Linked DNA regions of Homo sapiens: region 1 is linked to region 2. A link is an interaction called in ENCODE POLR2A ChIA-PET data of the cell type or tissue named here. Cell type or tissue: OCI-LY7. All regions are shown on one strand. Links, peaks and the distances in the headings refer to the core of each region. The heading gives the core; the rest is flanking DNA. Region 1 overlaps TNFAIP8 (TNF alpha induced protein 8). Region 2 has its middle 40 kb from the start of TNFAIP8.

Region 1 (10,721 bases), core at 942-8,941, 55 kb after region 2:
GGTGAGTGGTTTGTTGGAGGGTTAAAGCCATCACTTCCAACCAGTGAAGCTGTACCTAACTTCGGGGGGTTTCCCTCATTAACAAGTCTGATGGTAAGCAGGCCTCCTGAAGGATTTCAGGCAGAGGATTTTTAGGGGTAGAACTGGTTTAAATTATTTGGCTTACTTGGCCATAGCTCTGACTTGGTGATTAGGCTGATGACCCTAGAAGTATAGGGGTGATTACTTGACATTCCTGTCCTTGCCACCTACCTATTCCAGCATACTTTGGGGTTGCCTCTCTGTGCAAATGGGGAGGGACATGAGGGAGAGGAGATGTTGATTGTAGGTCTCAGCAGTGAAACAAGCTGGCTAGTTTCAACATGTGTAAGGGTTAATCGGGTAAATTATAATTGCTGCTAGGAGAGGCAGCCTAGCTGAGCCCACCCAGCCCTCAGGGTTGCTGGGGAAAGGGTCATTCTTGCAATCCTTAATTGTTTTCCTCTTTCCCAAAGATGAGTTCTTAATGTAACATCATGGTCCATTGACCCATTAATAAAGTTTACATTCCTGATTTGTTTTAGTCCTCTGCATTTCTAGTTCTTTAAATTCTCAGATAACCCTTCCTTTAAAAATGCAATTCGGCCAAATTAAGCAAAGAAAGGAATAATTTGATTTTTTTGTTGCTGTTGTTTAGTTATTTGAGTCATTCTATGGTCTTAGGCAATTTTCTAAATGAAACGTGGAATGTCAACTGGACTATTTTGTCGTAGAGGATGGGAGGGAGAGAACTGTTATATTTGGTAGTGGTACTAGAATAGTATAGAACCTACCAGCAAAAGTGTCTCAGAGTAATATTGTCTGTTGTTTCCTTTCTATTTTTTTAAATGGCACCATCTATCCCTATCTTGTGAACTAGTTAAACATGTTTTAATTGTATATCTTTTAAAGCTTCAGTTAGCCAGATTTTTAAAAAAATGTTTGATGTTGTTTTTTATTCCATGAATGACTCAATTGACTACATGTAGGCAGCTACTAAACTTGGCAGTTTGTTGCCATTAGCATGCCCTTGGACAGGAAGTATTCAGTATAGATATGACAAACCAGTTTCCAGGCTTAAAAATAAAGCGGGGATTTCTGGACAGAATAGGTCTTTGTCACTCATTTCAACATGTCTGATGAGTGTTAAAGTTCAAAGCCTATCCCTTTGCTTTCTCATTTTTTTTCAGGCCATCACTTTACCTGACATATTCTATTATATAGATTGAAATTTATTTCATGATGCTGGTGTTTTGTTCAGTTTTTAAAAATGAAATAAGAGGATATTTGAATAGTCATGAGAATCAGCTAGAGTCAGTATTCTCTCCTTGTTATCTCTTTCATGTTTAGTTCCTTTTAAGTCATCTCCCCACTGAGGTAGGTAATGGTGAAATAATGTTTCCCTGCCTGTAAAGCAGCTTAAATTAAAAGTAGCAAGTGTGTGCCAGGTACACTACATGACTTCTCTTCTTGAATCTGTGGTCCACTTGAAATAGCATTTTTTTCCCCAAAAGTTGCTTCCCATCAGTCTTGTAGTTCTTAATTTCATTTGTCAGGTAGTCACTTAGCAACTTGGGAAGAATCATACTATTTTGACAGATACTAACAGGTTTTTTGGCATCTTGTTGCCTACAGTTATTGCTTTATGACTTAAAAAGTAAGTTCATACTTTTTTTGCTATCTCCCGAAATAATATAATTTTCCCTCCTGTCTGTTAAAAAAAAAAACCCACACTTTCTCTTCTTTCTTTCACTTACCTATTCTAAGCAGCGTGTGTGTGTGTGTGTGTGTGTGTGTGTGCGTGTGTGTGTTTGTGTTGGGGTTTAAGAAGCCTTGACACCACATTTCCTGGAAATACTAAATTAGTCACAGCATTTATTAGATGAGAGTGTCTACAACAACAAAAAACTTTCTTTTTCTGAAGACTTAACTCCATGCAAGTGTCAATCTCTGAGCGTCTATTTGTTTTTCAAATAAGAAACTGTGCCAGGGAAAGATGATTTGAAATACAAAATGCTTGCAAGTGTTTTTAGTTTGGGGTAAGGTAAAGTCAATAATGATTCTTTGGGACATTTTTCGGGACCCAACTAAATTTCATTTGCCAAACTTAGCAATAAACCATGTTTATAAAGAATGAGGTTAAGTTCTTGTTCTGGGGCAGGACATGGCTGTGACCCTGAGGTGCTTGTGCTCTGGAGCTCCTTGACTCTTCTTTCATGATGGGAGCAGGCCTGAGTAGCCCCTGCTATGCTGTACATTGAGCTTGATAAAACTCCGGCCTTTTGAAAATACTGGAATCCTCTACCCTAAATACCCTATACCTGTTCAAATAGGATGCTTTTAGGGAAAAAAAGGGAACTGTTAACATAAGCCAAACTTTCTTTTCTTTTCTTTTCTTTTTTTTTTTTTTTTGAGAGGGAATCTTGCTGTGTTACCCAGGCTGGAGTACAGTGGTGCAATCTTGGTTCACTGCAACCTCTGCCTCCCAGGTTCAAGTGATTCTCCTCCCTCAGCCTCCCAAGTAGGTGGGATTATGGGCACCCATGACCATGCCCAGCTAATTTTTGTATTTTTATTAGAGATGGGATTTCACCATGTTGGCCAGGCTGGTCTCGAACTCATGACCTCAAGTGATCCGCCTGCCTGGGCCTCCCAAAGTGCTGGGATTACAGGCATGAGCCACCGCACCTGGCCCAAACTTTCATTGAGTTAAATGAATCCCTGGTCTGAAACTGTAATTTCTTTAGCTTTGTAGTGCTCAAGACTCTTGGACCTGAAAGTGGCTGGTAAGCGTCTTCTAGTTTTTATGATGATGGGCACATTGTAGGCAAACAGAAAATGCCTGATAACCAGTGAGGTGTGAGGACAGGCATATGATTCAGAGTGTAAAATATTTTGCAGAATTAAAACTTAGGCAGTTTTTCATGAGATTCATAAATCATCCATACATTGATATTTTTTGTGCCTCTGGCCTCATTGTTTGGTTTTTAGGCATAGGACTGTGTTTTACTCAATAGGTAGTTGTATCATCCATGGTACCACAGTCTGTCAAAACCACACCAGACATTGATAATGTATTGTGCATATGGGGTGACCTTTAGGAAGGCTTGGTAGGACCTTTTTCTTGCTGGCTCCCTTCGAGCCAGTGTGAGTGATATTCCATCTCCTAGTCTGTGTTTTGGATCACTGTTCTCACGCCTAAAGTCAGAACAGACAGACCCATGGGAGGGACTTAACCAGGTTTGTCTAGGCCGATGGAGGGCTCTAATGGGGTCACTTCTTACTCTTTTGAAAAGTGGTGGAAACTGAAATGAATTGTCTTTCAAATTTGGTCCAATCACACTTTATTGTCTGAAAACTTCTGTCACATCTTGTGGCAGCAATGGAAAAGGGAATGTTTTAGGTAACCCTTGTGTTTGAAATGCCTGCTTTTCTTTTTTTTATTGTTTTTTAAATGGATTTTTGTTTATTTTGCCACAGAAGCAGCTCTCTGTTTTAATTTGTTGGAATTTAACATCTTTGGAGTTCTTCCTGGGTTCTAGCCACTGGAACACAAATCAGTCCAGAAGCTTATTACTAGTTAACTCTAATTTAAAATAAAAATCAAATTTCAGCAGAAAGATTGGAGAAGAGAAAGATATTACTTGATTGAGCAACAGAGAAACAATGCATGAATCCACACATAAAACTCTTTAAGTTGAGTAAAGGAGGCTTTCAAACCCTAATTCATGCATTTAACAACTAAAATCCCAGCTTTTCCCATGTTGAGTTTACACAGAGAAGTTAAAAGATAAATAGACTTTATCAGACTTTGACAGTAAATTAAAGACCCTTTATCTTCCTGCCTGGAAGTTCTATAAAATAATGGGTAATAAAGGCAAGCTATTAGTCAAAATGGTCTGAATTAAGCCTGGAAAGAAAATCTTGCCTCTAAGAGCAGAAGGGTGCAAAACACTGGCCCCTCCTGGGCTTGGGCCCAGAGACAAAGGAATAGTGGTTACTATGACCCAACATCAGTCTGCAGCCAGAGTTCCAAGCATCTTCTCTGCTATCCCTAATGATTTAAAAATATATAAAAATATTTCACATTCTTTACCCTCCATCAGAATGCAGTGAGCAGTAAGTCAGCTCAAGAAAATATGACCCAGTGCCTAACCCGTTGATACTTTATTAGATGCCATTAAAACTTTAGAGAGCTGGGAGATTATTAAGGCCTACATTTGGAACCTGGAATCTTTTCCTTTGGGAACCTGGAATCTCAACTCAAGGATTCTGTAGCTTGCTTTTTTGCCTGTATCTAAGATTGCTCTATTTTGTGATAATGTAAACTTAATGGAAGAAAATTACTTCATAGATGCTAGACATTCAAGAATTAAATCCCCTTTTCATGTTAGCTAGTGTCAAAACATTTGTTTAAACATGGTTTCTAAATTTTGATGGGGTAGCATACATGGTTTTATTTTATTCTGTAGATGTAGTGAAAAAATATTTTATTTTGATACATTAACAAGGAAGATAAGACAGCATTCATTTTGAGTATTTGCTATAGAATATACCCTGCATTGGACTGTGCGTGGAGTCTGGTATTTGTATGTTTCAAGGAAATAAAGGTACAGAGAAGCACTTGTTCGTTGCCTATATAAAGACTAACTGTACAGCTGACAGCTTAAAAGTACTGTATGACACTGCATTTCTTGTCCAACAGTAGCGTCTGTTTCCTTCATTCCAAAACCAAAAAAAAACATTAAAGATGAATGCTGAAAATGTGATAGAAAAAGACCTTCCTTTTTGGCATGTCCATTAACTGCCCTCACCGTTCTTTTCCAAGCATAACTGCTAGACTGGATGGCATAAATTAAACAATTAACAGGATACTAGTTCAAGGGGAAACTCTCCAGTTAGGGTAGATTTAATTTTCAGATTTGGAAAATGAATCAAATTACACATTCAAAAGACTTGAATTCATTTTTTTCTCTAAGCATGTACTTTTTATAATATACATTGTCTAACATCGGAGAGATAAATTCAGTATTATTTTCCTAAGATACTTTCTGCCTTTTGTAGCAGTGAGAATACTAGAAATCAGCGAGGCGTGGTGGCTCATGCCTGTAATCCTGGCACTTTGGGAGGCCAAGGTGGACAGAGGTGGTCCAAGAGTTCGAGACCAGCCGGGGCAACATGGCAAAACCCCATCTCGGCCGGGCGTGGTGGCTCACACCTGTAATCCCATCACTTTGGGAGGCCGAAGCGGGCAGATCACAAAGTCAGGAGATCTAGACCATCCTGGATAACACAGTGAAACCCCGTCTCTGCTAAAAATACAAAAAATTAGCCGGGCGTGGTGGCGGGCACCTACAGTCCCAGCTACTCAAGAGGCTGAGGCAGGAGAATGGCGTGAACCCGGGAGGCGGAGCTTGCAGTGAGCCGAGATCGCGCCATGGCACTCCAGCCTGGGCGACAGAGCAAGACTCCATCTCAAAAAAAAAAAAAACCCATCTCCACAAAAAAAATTATTTTTAAATTAGCCAACTGTGGTGGCACACCTGTAGTACTAGCTACTCAGAAGGCTGAGGTGGATCACCTAAGCCTGGAAGGTGGAGGTTGTGGTGAGCAGAGATCGTGCCACTTCACTCCAGCTTAGCAACAGAGTGAGACCCTGTCTCAAAAAAAAAAAAAAAAAGAATACTAGAAATCACATCAAGAAGAAAAGTTCAATAAAATAGGTTGTCTTTCTTCATAGAAATGATGTTTTAGAGTTTATTATTTATAAGAACTTATAAAATAACAGCTAGATATGATCAATAATATAATATTTTCCAAGAACAAAGATATGACCGTAAACCTTGCTAATCATTTGACTAAGTAAAATAAATTCCTAGCTTTGTTAAATGGCCACCGCTATGTGTGCAGATTTTATAAAGGCTCCAGTCTTTTAGAAAAAGTAGCCCACATACCATAAAAATACAAGTTGACCATCATAAATTGTATCTTAACATTTTTTTAAAAAATTATGTTAGTGGCTGGGCACTATGGCTCATGCCTGTAATCCCAGCACTTTGGGAAGCCGAGGCAGGAGGATCACCTGAGGTCAGGAGTTCGAGACCAGACTGGTCAACATGGTGAAACCCCATCTCTCCTAAAATATACACAAATTAGCCAGGCATGGTGGCGCACACCTGTAATCCCAGCTACTCGGGAGGCTGAGGCAGGGGAATCGCTTGAACCTGGGAGGCAGAGGTTTCAGTGAGCCAAGATGGCGCCACTTCACTCCAGCCTGGGTGAAAGATTGAGACTCCATCTCAAAAATAAAATAAATAAATAATAAAGTTATGTTAGTTAACACTGCATTTATTTTTTATGATCTTTGTCCTATATCTCTACCATGCTGACCTTGGTAGTATGACTGGATTCTTCTTGGGTATGTATTACACCTGAAGTCATTACAGAAGACACTCAGTCCCTTCATCCACCCCAGACACAAAGCTTAATAACCATACCCAACCCCTTTTCGACAGCCTGCTGGCCACACTGACTTTCCTATAAGATAAAAACTGCCGTATGTGGGATAGCTCTTGTTAGTACACCAAGAATGACTTCCCAATAGTAAAATTACTCTTACCCCAAAATGTAAGAGAGAGTGAAGAGATGCAGATATTTTCCCTATGTTAGGCACTTCATGTACTAAGACATTTTTCATTCATTTCATTTAGAAGCTTGTTTGGAATTCTAAAAAGTCACTTCAAAACTTTCCTCACCGGGACGTCAAGACAGGCATACAACGGGAAAGTGACTAGGGATAAGTTAATACTGGTACCTTCACCAGAGGAGGAGTATGCAATGTGGAAGACCTGTTGCTGCTGTTGAGTAGTTTTCAGTCTAGAGGAGTTAACATGCATACAAGAAAGTACATATTACATGGGGGTTAGAGAGGTTTCAGAAGGGCTGTCTGTGGCTGAGATCTTTGAGGCAGAACTGTTGAGACGGAAGGGATTGGCATGAAGCTTTGGAAGACTGGACGTGTGGTTGTTTCCCAAATATGGTACGTATGCCACTGGTAGTACAGTGACTGATTTTAGGAGGTCCCAGGTATAGTATTAAATCATCTTCAGTCATATCACAAAAAAATTAGTTCCTTTTCAGTGTCCTTGGAGTCCTTGACATCATTCACAGAGAATGCCTGCGTTTTGGGCTATGTGATCTCTGCCAGCTCACAGAAGCTTACCTCTTTTTGTGCCATGTAGGTAGATGGGGATTCATAGCCTTTGGCAGGCAACAATATCTGGCTAGAAACTAATAGTATTGGTGTTTTTTTTCCTCATTGAATTATTTCTTATGGTTTTAAACATTTTTTAATGATTTTTAATGATATATTTAGGGGAGTATCAGTTTCCATTCACATAGTATATAGGGTTTCCTTTTATGTGAATTAATTTTTTTAATACAAATACATTAAGTAACCATAAGTTAAAGTAAAATACAGGTAGCGTATCGCTTATCCAAAATGCTTGGGACTGAAGTGTTTTAGATTTTGGATTTTTTTTTTCAGATTTTTGGAATATTTGCATTATACTTACTGGTTGAGCATCCTATATCCAAAAATTTGAAATCTGAAATGCTCCAATGAGCATTTTGTTTTAGTGAGTGCCATATCAGCTCTCAAAAACTTTCCAATTTTGGCATATTTTGGAGTTTGGATTTTTAAATTTGAGATGCTCAACCTGTACCGATAGTAAATAGAAAACAAGGCAAGTGGGTTAGGATGTTCCTCACATAGATACAGCATGACTTTTCAGGGGAAGAGAGATTCCAGCAAAGATCCTGGGATGGAGAAGGTAACATTTTGAGAGAAAGGTGAGTAAGAAGTTGGCAGAAGCCCAGGGGGTCCTGTTGAAGAGTCAGAGTTGGACGCCTTCTAGCTCAGCTTGGTTGCCAGCGCAGGGAACAGAGGGCTGTAGCTCTTTGCATCTTATACTCAAGGCTGTCTGCAAAGTGATTCAGAATGGTTTGAGCCCCTGATCATTTCAATGCGGGGTAGCTAGGGCATATGCCTACGGGAGCCAGGAAATTACCCAAGTGCTGGAATGGCCGGGGGGCTAATTGGAGAGGACCCTGTGTTTCCCACTCTCCTCCCTCAGTATTGCCAGAAGGTCAGATTTTTTTCTGAGAAGCCAGAAATGTGAATTTTTATTGAAAGTTCCCAACTTCTACAAGTTTTTTTAAATACTAATTACAGAAATAAAACTTAGAACCTTTTGGGGGCCAATTTTGGGGGTGATGGACATGTCCTGGAGTTAGATAGTGGTAATAGTTGCACAACATTGTGAATATAGTAAAAACCACTGAATTGTAGATTTTTAAAATGCTTACAGTGGTGAATTTTATGTGATATGAATTTTATCTTAATTAGAAAAAGAAAAAAACACTATGAGGGCCCAGCCAAAACATGTTGCCTGCCAAAAGTTTGTAAGCTTTGCTTCAAATGGAGGAATTGCTATTTGCTGCTTTTCATAATCCCAACAGAAAGCACCTTTCCACAGGGGAGCAAGTGATTGGGAATTAATGGGGGTCATGTTGTGATCCCTACGTTAACCTCTAGGCCTCTGTTTTTCTTCCTGTGGTCTCCACGGCTTCTTCTATCTCCTAAAATAGGACCCATGATAGAAATGGTGAGATGTGGAGTGGTGGACTTTCTTTTAGAGTAACGAGTGAGTAGGTGAAAAGACACAGCTACGAAAGGTGGGGGCTGCTCAAGTATTTTAGAGAAGAAATTTATTTTATTTTGCAACTACTTATAACATTGATTGGTTGTGTTATGTTACTTGCCAAAGTTTATTTTACCCAGATATTAACCATTAGAGAAGTAATTAATCTTCAAGACAGCAAGTTCGTATATTTTGGAAAACGTTTTTCAGTTCTTACCAGGGAACGACTATAATGATCTTTTTAGTTATTTTCTTCAAGTGGAAAATGAGTTTAATATAGCAAGTATATGTCATCAACATCAAAGGATTATATAATTATTTTAATAAAACAATTTGTCTTTGTAACTTTTGGGAGGCTCTATTAAATTTTAAATATAATTTTAAGTTTGCCGATTTCAATAGAGGCAAAATGTTCAATTTAGGATCTTAAAGTAAGGATTATATCCTTAGTTAATCTTCAGCTTTTTTTCTTTCGTAGCAAACTAGCAAAGAAAGGTAGAGTTTCTGCCTTTTTCTTATGACTTAAACCTAAAGAATATGACTTTTTAAAAATCTTGAACCAACATTTGTACTAAAAACAATTATTATTTTTCAAAGTGTGGGTTATTCAGTAGTTTTTGCCAGTTCCAAATGTTATCAGATGACTTTTTGGATGCCTATCTTTAGTGATGAAATGTCGCATTTAGAATAAACACTTTCCACCCAAAGAACACTGAAATTAAAATGAAAAAATATATATAAACTTAAATTTTCTTTTTTGTTTTTTTTTTTGAGATGAAATCTTGCTCTGTTGCCCAGACTGGAGTGCAGTGGTGCAATCTCGGCTCACTGCAACCTCCCCGTCCCGGCTTCAAGAGATTCTCCCACCTTAGCCTCCTGAGTAGCTAGGATTACAGGCATGTGCCACCACAGCTGGCTAATTTTTGTATTTTTAGTAGAGATGGGCTTTCACCATGCTGGCCAGGCTGGTCTCGAACTGCTCTCTGTCACCTCAGGTGATCCGCCCACCTCAGCCTCCCAAAGTGCTGGGATTACAGGTGTGAGCCACTGCACCCGGCAAAAATAAACTTTTTCAAAAGGACTGCATTGGAATATTTATTTCATATGTAAGAGTATTTGAAATATAATTAAATCTAATGTTATTTATTTGTAGCCTCTTATTTCGGTTGTTTTATAAAAATCAGTATTCATTGTCTTCCCACCCCCCCCGTCTTTCTGCTCCCCCAGAAACAACCTGAGAATGCTTTTAATCCAGCAGATACATATTAAAGATTAATTGGTCATTTATTGCAAGGAATAAACAATAAATTGTAACCAATCACTAGGATTTACTTTCAGGGAGTACGGAAACAAAAGTATGATAAGCAGTTTCCAACAGCAGTTAGAGACAGGATAGAGCATTTCTGAATGGACGGTCAATGAGGACTTCCTGATATTTGGAAGGTGATATTTGGGAGGGACTGTGGGAGACTTCACCAACTCAAGACAGGTCCCCCTTGATTCCTTCATGCCTCTGCTCAAATGTCGCCTTTTCGGAAAGGCCTTCCCCAAGTACATCAAGTACCCTAGATAAAATAACATAGTTCCCCCTCCCATACACACATTTCATTTTTCTTTTAGCCTATATTGCTGCTTGACGTATTTATATATGTTTGTTTGTTTGTTTATATATTAGGTGTCCTAGAATCTGTGCTTCCTGAGAGTAGGCACTTTGCCTGGCACATAACAGTTGCTTAATAAAATAAAAGTGTATTGAATGAGGCTGGGCCTGGTGGCTCATCCAGTAATCCAGCACTTTGGGAGGCCAAGACAGGAGGATTGCTTGAGGCCAAGAGTTTGAGACCAGCCTGGGCAACATAGCGAGACCCTGTCTCTATCAGAAAATGCAAAGATTAACCAAGCATAGTGGCATGCACATGTGGTCCCAGCTACTTAGGAGGCTGAGGTGAAAGGATCACTTGAGCTTAGGAGGTCAGAGTGACATTGCACTCCAGCCTGGGC
Region 2 (10,721 bases), core at 1,723-9,722:
TGCTCTGTTGCCTAGGCTGGAGTGCAATGGCATGATTATACCTCACTGCAGCCTCAACCTCCTGGCCTTGAGCGATCCTCCCACTTCAGCCCCCAGTGTAGTTGGGACTATAGGTACACATCACCACACCTGGCTAATTTTTAAAATTTTTCATAGACATGGGGTCTTGCTATGATGCCCAAGCTGGTCTTGAACCCTTGGGCTCAAGTGATCTTCCTGCCTTGGCCTCCCAAAGTGCTGAGATTACAGGCATGAGTTACTGTGCCCGGCCTTGGTGTTCATTTTAAAGGAAACAAAAGGTTGAAATGGCACTGTGAATTTTGAACAGTCAAATAAATATTAAAAACCCAATGAATGGGCTGGGCGTGGTGGCTCACACCTGTAATCTCAGCACTTTGGGAGGCCAAGGCAGGTGGATCACAAGGTCAGGAGATTGAGACCATCCTGGCTAACATGGTGAAACCCCGTCTCTACTAAAAATACAAAAAATTAACTGGGTGTGGTGGCGCACCTGTGGTCCCAGCTACTTGGGAGGCTGAGGCAGGAGAATCACTTGAACCCAGAAGGTGGAGGTTGCAGTGAGCCAAAATTGCGCCACTGCACTCCAGCCTGGGTGACAGAGTGAGACTCCGTCTCAAAAAAAAAAAAAAAAAAAAATCAGTGAATGAACTCATATCAATGGAACGGGCAAATAAGGTGATTAGCAAGAGCAGAGTAAAATTATTAGGAAGTGCTGATGAAGGGACATTGTGGGTGTTCACCCGTGAAGGAGGGACAAAGCTCTGGTTTATAGAGTTTGAGTGTTAAGCAGAGGAATGAAAGTATCCATAGACCTGTGGTGCTTAACAGCCTAAATGTTCATCAAATTTAACCAAACCTAGTTTAACTAAGGTTAACTTTGTTGCAGTACTACCACAGGATGGACTAGTGTGGAACCATGACAGAAAGAAAAAAGAGCTTTATATATTGACTATGAAAGATACACTATAGTATTAACTTTTAAACTAATGTATATAATATGGTCCTGTTTAAGTAAGAAAGAAGGTGGTAGGGCAAAGGATAGGCATGCTTATTTGGTATTTAAAACTTTGGGAAAAAAAATAACCAAATTATTATCTGGGATTCTAGCTGGGAATGGATTGGGGAGGAGTCTGGTTTGACACAGCAGTTTGAGCCAGAGTTTGGAAACAGAGCTGGATTCAAATTCTGACTCTGCTCTTTCTGCTATTGTAACTTGGCAATTTGCTTAACTACTTTCTTACGTAAAATGGAACTCATCAAAGCACTGACCTCATATCACGAGGATGAAAATAAGATTAAAAAATACTTAGTTCAATGCCTGGCTCATAGTAAGTGGTAAGTGCTCACCATATTTTAATTTTTACATAGAACATGTCTTACTTTTTCATTAGAAAAAAAGAAAATAGAGTTATTTCAGTGGGAAGTAGTGGTTGAGGTTAAGAGGCTTAATGACATACACCGGGACTCAAATGACACCGCCAGAGGGGGCACATTTGTTTAAAGGGAAGAGTGTGAACTTGTAAAGTTTAGGAAATAAGAATGTAGCTGGGCTCGGTGGCTCACGTGTGAAATCCCAGCACACTGGGAGGCCAAGGCAGGGTGGATCCCTTGAGCTCAGGAGTTCGAGACTACCCTGAGCAATATGGTGAAACCCTGTCCCTGCAAAAAATACAAAAAAAAAAAAAAAAAAAAAAGAATATGAAGATCTACATTCAGAAGGAAAATGTTGGGTAACTACAGTGAAAGAATACCAAAGGGCAGAGGTTAGCTCTCAGATCATGCAGAATAGGCAAATGTGGTAATTAAAAGTTCTGTAGATTCTGAATAGAATGTACATTTTTAAAAGGGAAAATGAAGTTCACTAGGATAATCTGTACTTGGGAAAATAGGCTATCTAATAAAAACCGGGACAAATACTTGTTTTGATTATTATTATAATCCTTACTTGGCTTAATATTAAGAAGGGTTAAATTATATTAAAAGAACCTCAATGAAGATGGGGAAGAATTACACTGAGAAGATATTATATGCAGTGAAAATGGTTGACAGTGCTTCAGAAATTTCCAGAACAATTGGGTAAGAGTGGTCAGCTTCGTATTTGTCATTTTTGTTATAGATAATTAGTTCAAAGCCAAGAATCTATATTTGAGTTCAAGACTACTTAACAGCTCCAAAGAAAATTCTTCTGCTTATTTTAAAAGCCCACTTTTTGAAATCTGCCACAAGCTCAAAGGAGTTTTACAGAAACCTTAAAGGTACTTGGAAGTCTGAGGGCACTCAGCTTGTAATGAAACATGAGGCTTTGGGGGCCAGGGTGGAGGGAGAGAAGGAAGGGGAGTAGGTTTTGCTTTCACTTTCTTGAGACCACCATTGCCAGAGCTGCCAAACCCCCAAATCCAGAGATGTTATACTGTTCCTAAGGGTCTCATAATAGGCACGGGCTTTGACATTTTCTTTTATTTTAAAGATGCCCTACAACAGGGAAGATATGCATTTGCTAAAGTTTAGTACTTGCCAAAATATGATAGCCTCCTTTTTAACAAATGATGTTTATTAATAGAATTGTCAGTACCTTTAATAATTTCATGGAAGTACAAATTATGTGTGCTTATTTTAAATTCTGGGACTGGTATGTTGTGAAGCAGCCTTAAGATGGAATGCTTTTATTTGGTACATATAAACATAATGTGATCCTTGTGCTTAAGAAGTTTATACACTAGCTGGAGCAACAAGGCTCAAGCACATGAAACATTTTGCATCTCACTTAGCTTTTGAATTAAGTGCTAAAGTGTATGCTGCTGACCAATTCATTTATTCAGCAAATATTAAAGTGCTTATTATTCACTAGGCATTCATGTGTGGGTTTTGAGGTTAAAGGGACAAACAAAATTAAGTTAGTTTTCCTTGCTATAGACAGAGTAAATGCAACTAGCATAAAATCTAGTAGAGGCAGCATAATTACTGGTTAAGAATGACCTGTGTCATGACACATGCCTGGCATTACAATCCCAGCTACTTGGGTGGCTGAGGCAGGAGGATTACTTGAGCCCAGGAATTCGCATCTAGCCTAGGCAATATAGCGAGATGCTGTCTCTAAAAACAAACAAACAAACAAACAAACAAACAAACAAAAAAACCATGTCTGTCGTCTGTTTTGTTCATTTGTGAATCTCCAGCACATGGGACAGGGTCTGGCCAGTGGTAAGCACTCAGTATTAGTTGCTGACTGAATAAATGCTGATAGAAATAGTCCCTGTCCTCTTGGAACTTACAAACTAGTGGTAAGACCAGGTTTTCCCGGATATGTTCATATGTTCTGTGAAATGTTTCCTCTCTCTGTCATATACACATGCACACACACACAAAAACAGACAGATTCAAAGACATACACGGTGCCCTGTGGTCTTGTTGATGGAGTCTGGAACAAAATTTGTGTATCATGCATCCTCTCCATATCCACAAACTTTTCTTCTAACCTTGTCCAACCCAAATCAGTAAGAACTTGAAACACTCACAGGTGGTAGAGTTGAGTTCATATCACTGATTGGGATTTGTTTTTTTGTTTTTGAGAACCAGAGAGACAGTACTGTGTAGTGGTTAAAAGCATCAGCTTTGGAGCCAGAGAGAAATAGGTCCAGGTCCTGGCTTTGCCTTGGATAAATTTCTTAAGACTGCATAAGCCTCAATTACTTTATCTATAAAATGAGGACATTAATAGGACCTGCTTTTCAGTGCTGTCAGGAGTTAGTAAGATTAAAGCATGTATGGCGCATAGTAAAGTACTGTACTCATCCTAACCACTTACTACAAGTTACCAATTATTTATTTTTTTTCATTATTTTCTGTCACCTAGGCTGGAGTGCAGTGGCATGATTTCGGCTTACTGCAGCCTCCACCTCCCGGGTTCAAGCAGTTCTGCTGCTTCAGCCTCCCCAGTAGCTGGGATCACAGGCACTCACCACTACGCCCGGCTAATTTTTGTGTGTGTGTGGTTTTTTGTTTTGTTTTGTTTTGTGTTTTGTTTTTCGAGATGGAGTCTCTCTTTGTTGCCCAGGCTGGAGTGCAGTGGTGCGATCTCAGCTCACTACAAGCTCCGCCTCCGGGGTTCTCACCATTCTCCTGCTTCAGCCTCCTGAGTAGCTGGGACTACAGGTGCCCGCCACCAGGCCCAGCTTATTTTTTGTATTTTTAGTAGGGACAGGGTTTCACCATGTTGGCCAGGCTGGTCTTGAACCCCTGACCTCAAATGATCCACCTATCTTGGCCTCCCAAAGTGCTGGGATTACAGGTATTAGCCATCTCACCTGGCCATAAGTTACTGATAATTCTTATTCCTGAAATGGGAGAAGAATCCTTATTATGTGTGTATGCATGTGTGTGTCTCCTTACTTTTTTCTTATCAAAAAAACAACAGACAATGTGTGTTGGCATAACCAGTAGATTGGCACACATTTGATGAGAATACTGTAGCCACAGTCTAGCTCCCAGGGGAACAGTGCCTTTCAGGGGCAGTGCTGTGCCACTGTCTGCAGAAGTTGGAGTCAGGCCCAGTGTTGTTGAACACACTGAGGAAGCTGGCAGAAGACCCCGAGGTGTAATGGACAGGAGGGAAGCATGTGGGCTGTTCATGACCTTGGAGCTTTTTTACAGGAATCAAGCTTTGCTGTCAGCTCCTGACAGGTTCCTGGTAGTGTCGTCTATCTGAAGATGAACCCCACCTCCACCACCCACACACACAGAAGTCTTGATTGCAGTTCCTGTGTGGGTCCTCTGGGTGTCTTCACACACACAGATTTGTTTATTATTTTAAATGAACTTGGCATTTCTCTGAGGCTGGTTTAATGGTGCCCATTAAAGAGATGGCAGCTCCAGAGTTTCTTCATTGTAGAGCTGGCATTTTACCATGTGAGGAAGTAATTCTGTCTTCCTACCTGTGAGGCTTATTTTCTAAATCTCCAAAACTGGAGTGTTTTTAGTTGCAATGTTAAAGCTGAAATAAATTTTTATGCACTAGTTCCTGTTCACCTAAAAGGGTAAAGAACTTTGCAGATTAGAACTACAGTTGACCTTTTTCTAGTTCTTCCACTTTTTTTTTTTTTTTTTTGAGACAGGATCTTCCTGTGTCACCCAGGCTGAAGTGCAGTGGTGAGATCATAGCTCACTGCAGCCTCTAACTCCTGGGCTCAAGCGATCCTCCCACCTCAGTCTCCTGAGTAGCTGGAACCACAGGTATGTGTCACCATGCCCAGCTAAGTTTCATATTTTTTGTAAGAAACGGTTTCGCCATGTTGCCTAGGCTCTTTTCGAACCCCTGGGTTCAAGTGATCCTCGCATCTCGACCTCCCAAAGTGCTAGGATTACAGGCGTGAGCCGTCACACCTGGCCTTCTCCACTTCTTTCTATGTCCCCTAATCATGTTGATTCTGGTACCAAGATAAAGAAGACCCTAGTGTGGAGAGATACAATGCATTTTTGAGTTGGGTTAAATTGATTAAATGACTTACTTGATGGTATTGATAAACTCTAAGGCAGAGATTCTCACACTTGGCTGCACATTAGAATCTCTTTCAAAAATCCAGGTGCCTCAGGCCTACTCCAGACTAATTAAGTCAAAATCTCTGAGGGTGAGACTCAGGTATCAGTATTTTTAAAACCTCCTCAGATGCTTCCAACATGTAGCCAATTTAAGAACCAGTGCTCGAGAACATGGCTCTCAACTGGGGGCAGTTTTGCCCTGCCCGCAAGAGACATTTGGTAATATCCAAAGACAATTTTAGCAAACTGGGAGGGGTTTGCTGCTGGTATCTAGTGGGTAGAAGACAGAGATGCTTCAAAGCATCCCACAATGCACCCAAAAGCTCCCCATAACAATTATGTGGGCCAAAATATCAGTAGAACCAAGGCTGAGAAACAATGTTCTAGAAAAATCAGGCTGAAGAAATGCCAGAGCAATGTATATGCCTGTTGTGAGGAAATAATAGCATGTAGAACTTTACATTTTTAGCCACCCGGCAAGATAATAAAAAGGAAGTAGTTTTGCCTCTGCCCTTTGAGCCTCTTCTGCGTCTGCCATCATGGAGGCCTGTCCTTGTGGCTGGTGCACCTCCTGGTTCCGATTTCTTGGGTAGGACTTCTTCCTGTAGTCCATAAATTTATTGTACTTGAATGGCTTGGAAGAAGACCCAAGTTAAGAACATTAAACCAATAGAAATTAGCCAAAATAAATAATTTTTAAATATGCTTTTAAATTGTTTGGCCTGATATAAAGTTTTCTAAAATTACAGAATGAACCATTTGAAAGTGATTATATAAGAAATTATATAAGAAATCTGATTCTATGTGCTGTAGAGACTTTTTATTCTTTCTTCCTTTTGATTAGATAAGGGGAGGCTAAGAAAGGCATTTTTTAATTGTATCAAAATCAGTTTTCTTTAATTTTGAGATATTCAGGATGCTTTCATAGCAGGTTATATTGACCTATATTTATCATCAAATATTTACCTTATATGATAATAATAATAATAATTATTATTATTATTATTTGAGATGGAGTCTCACTCTCTTGCCCAGGCTGGAGTGCAGTGGCGCGATTTCGGCTCACTGCAACCTCCACCTCCCAGGTTCAAATGATTCTCCTGCGTCAGCCTCCCAAGTAGCTGGGATTATAGGCATAGGCCACCATGCTGGCTAATTTTTTAATTTTCGTAGAGACGGGGGTTTCACCATGTTGGCCAGGCTGGTCTTGAACTCCTGACCTCAAGTAATCTGCCCGCCTTGGCTCCCAAAGTGCTGGGATTACAGGCGTGAGCTCCTGCACCCAGCCCTACCTTATATAGTTGATATCATGATCTTTATTTCCTTTGGACACATCCACTTTTCCAGAGTGTGGGACACATAAAAGATCTTCGTCATAAATAAGTTGTGTTTTTTTCTTGTATGCAGTTGTCAAATTTAGTCTTTAATCAAGGTGGTGAATTTAATTGACTTACCACCTTGATTAATTATATTAATTAATTATAGTCAAACATTAATTATAGTCAAACTGTTTTCTTCCCCAAAACTGATCAAAGTAGTCACAGCTCTTGAAATGCTCTGAATTCATTGATCTTTTGCAGGTGATTGATTGACACTTCTTTTTTTTTTTCAGTTTGTCCCTTTAAACGGGGATTTCAAGTGGTACCTTTAGTGCTCTATATCAGCCTTTTGTTCTAGAATGGATTTCTTTTTGAGACAGGTCTCCCTCTGTTAGCCAGGCTGGAGTCTGGAGTGCAGTAATGTGATCACAGCTCACTGCAGCCTTGACCTCCTGGGCTCCAGCAATCCTCCCACGTCAGCTTCCTGTGTCGCTGGGACTATATGCATGTGCCATCATGCTTGGCTAATTTTTTTTATTTTTTATTTTTGTAGAGACGGGGTTCCCCTATGTTGCCCAGGCTGGTCTTGAACTCCTTGACTCAAGTGAACCTCGTGCTTCAGTCTCCCAAAATGCTGAGATTACAGACATGAGCCACTGTGCCTAGCCTAGAACTAAATTGATGTACATATGAATCTGGAGTGATACCTGTTATAGTTTTTCAGTTTTTTTTCTTCCTCCCCCCGCATCCTCCTGCCCCCTCCCCTCTCCTGTCCCTCTTCCTGCCCCTCCTCCCCTTCCTCCTCACCATCTCATGAACCCTTGACTCCAGCGTAATGCAGTTTATTAATTCAGAAAACATTTCAGAACCTACCATGTGCATTTTGCATTAATTACTATACTGGTTTTAAAAATTGTTTTAGCCTATTATAGGGTTATTTGAGACACTAAGCCAGTACTCTTACGTGTTTGGGTCCCTTTCACTTCCAGTGGTTGGAATGTTTTAAAATAAGACTAGAAGAATAACAGCTCATATGATATTTGGCATGAATACTCCTTCAGTTTTGGAACAACATACCTGTTTCTTCATTGAATATTAGCAGTGACTCCATAATTCAAGGGATACTTTAATTGTAGTCTAATCCTGGCTTTTGTAACTGTGCTTTTAACTTAATTTATAATTGCATTAAAAGTATTCTTGGCCAGGTGTGGTGGCTGACACCTATAATTCCAGCACTTTGGGAGGTGAAGGCGGGAGAGTCACTTGAACCCAGGAGTTCAAGGCTGCAGTGAGCTGTGATGGCACTACTACACTTCAGCCTGGGCAATGAAGTGAGACCCTGTCCCTGAAATAAGATAAGATGAAATAAAATAATCCGTTTGGATATGTAAACATTTAGGTTTTTCTTCTGGCTTTGGAGTTTGTATTCCAACATGAGGTTTCGAGAAAATAATCAGTTAATACTGTAGAGACCCTTTCCTAAAAACTTGATTTAATGAGAACATTCCAACGTGTGCTTAATAACACGGCAGCTGTTGATGGTCAAATTTTCTCCTATCTGAGAGTCTGAGTGAATGTGCATATGTTGAGTGTGTGGTGTGTATGCGTACACACATGTTGTGGGAGAGTTCTCTGCTAGAATTGGGGAACAAGATGGAGAGAGAGATAATTAAATGAGTGCTTAAGGATTGAGTGGATTAAGTCCAACTAGCCTGGAACCTCTCTGGTTTCTTGGTAACCAGGATTATTATGGGTTATTTCTATGTATATTGGTGCACCTTTTATTCTATTATGCTTGACAGTACCTTCTTTATGTTAAAGAACGCCGAGGTGGATTTGTAGCCCATGTCTAGATATTTTCTAGAATAGAATCTGTTTGTCCATACATGTGAAAAGAACTGGCTTGGTTTAGGAAGTACATAATTAACAAGGTGGGACAGGAGTTACTAGTTTTCGTTTGTTTGAAAGATGTGAAAGAGGGATTAGACATGTTCTGTGTATCCCGAAGGCACAGCACCAGAACCAGTGGATTGAAGCACAGGAAAACAGATTTCTGTTCAGTTCAAGGAGTGTCCGAAGAGATCATGAACCATGGGTTGGTGGTGGGGTGGATGGAGTGTAGAAATTGCCTTTCAGTGGAGGTTGTCAAGACGACTACTGGGAGGGGACACAGGGGATTCAAGTAGTGGACTGGGAGTAGACATTGGACTAGATGATTTTTAAGGTTGATTTCAATCTAGCGACTGTGATTTTTAGGACATATTACATCTCCCGGAAAATGAAAAATGAAGATACATCTGGCAGTTGGGGAATTTCAGATTCATTGGTTCAGGGTCCCTAAAGGCTTTTTCTCTCCAACTTCTTCAAGTCCTCCTGCAATTATATTCTTTCTCTTGCACATCAATTTCTTTCCAGTTATGGAAACATCCCTATCACCATCAGAACATGCCTTTTTATCACCCTTCTTAAAAAACAAGTTAAAGAAATTTCTCTATTCAATGTAGCCTTCCAGCTCTATGGCACTTCTCTCCTGCCCATTCTGGCAGAACTGCTAGAAGACTTGTCTCCTGGGGTGTGTACAATCTCCCCTTCCTGCTGCCCCTCCCCACTCCACTACTCCTCAAAAACCCTTTCTGTTAAGGTCACCAAAGACCTCCATTTTAACAAATCCCATGGCCTGTTCTAGTCCTCATCTTTTTCAGTCTCTCAGTAGTAGTTGGCATCATCCATCCCGGCCCCCTTCTTTTTCTTTTTGTAGTATGACCTTGTAACCACCCCCACCCCCTCACTTCCCTTTGAAGCACTGTCCTGACTTGACTTCCAGGGCATCACATCCCCTTTTTTTCTCCTACCTGAATAACTGTTCTCTCCAAGGGCCTCTACAGATGGAATTGCCCCAGGGCTTAGTCCTTGACTTTCTTCTTCATACTACACTGTCTCTAGGGTTCTTAACCTGCTAAAAAAAAAACAAAAAACGAAAAACAAAAAACTAAAAAAGACTAGACTTGGCTGGGCACGGTGGCTCATGCCTGTAATCCCAACACTCCGGGAGGCCGAGGTGGGCGGATCACAAGGTCAGGAGATTGAGGCCATCCTGTTTAACACGGTGAAACCCCGTCTCTACTAAAAACACAAAAAAACTAGGCGGGCGTGGTGGCCGGTGCCTGTAGTCCCAGCTACTCAGGAGGCTGAGGCAGGAGAATGGTGTGCACCCGGGAGGCGGAGCTTGCAGTGAGCCGAGATCGAGCCACTGCACTCCAGCCTGGGCAACACCGTGAGACTCCATCTCAAAAAAAAGACTAGACTTGGATACCAAGTCTAGTTAATTGAGAACCTTTGGGGAAGACTTGTGGGCATCAGTTTTTGTTTTGTTTTGGTTTGAATTGGTTTTTTTTGTTCATATTTTGTTACTGGGTATACCAGCATACAGCCAAGATTGAGAATCTGGATGATTTCTAGTCCTGGAGGATAAATACAATACTAATAACTTCCAAATTAATGTATTTAACACATTTTTCCCAAACTCCAGATGTGATTATTCTGTTGTCTGTTTTACATTTCCACTAGAAATAGGCATCTTGATTGCATGCCCTTTACCCCACACTGGCTCCTTCCTGGGTTTGCCTTTCGTGCATGCAGCTCTCAGGCCACAAGCCCAGGAGGCATCCTGATTCCTCTGTTCACTCATCACACAGCTCACCTGGCAGCAAGTTCTTTCCACTTGCCCTAGCAAATACGCACATCCTAAATCTCACTGCTTCTCCCACCATCACTTCTCTTCTGGGTAGCCTCAGAAGCCTCCTAACTCCCCTGTGCTCTTGCACTGTCACTCTCAGACAGTCCTTG

Evidence for each region. Peaks named below come from ENCODE experiments on the same cell type or tissue, not always from the same donor. Only the 100,000 strongest peaks of a DNase experiment are listed, where the experiment ranks them.
Region 1: POLR2A ChIA-PET joins it to region 2 with 11 read pairs; 12 of 35 experiments call an interaction of 5 or more read pairs at or near these places.

What each region holds. Positions count from the first base shown.
Region 1 is chr5:119,366,642-119,377,362 of GRCh38, forward strand. The region is part of intron 1 of TNFAIP8 (TNF alpha induced protein 8); the gene reads left to right. Among named protein-coding and RNA genes, the nearest start is that of TNFAIP8, 16 kb to the left of the region's middle. RefSeq lists an enhancer at 1,020-1,119. In OCI-LY7, for the core only: no CTCF peak of the experiment used is centred there; DNase peaks (open chromatin) are centred at 1,066 and 1,850; H3K4me3 peaks cover 762 bases.
Region 2 is chr5:119,311,053-119,321,773 of GRCh38, forward strand. It overlaps a transcript of TNFAIP8 not described here. Among named protein-coding and RNA genes, the nearest start is that of TNFAIP8, 40 kb to the right of the region's middle. RefSeq lists an enhancer at 7,269-7,528. In OCI-LY7, for the core only: CTCF peaks have their summits at 4,789 and 5,001; DNase peaks (open chromatin) are centred at 2,356, 4,769 and 7,379; H3K4me3 peaks cover 2,579 bases; H3K27ac peaks cover 5,737 bases.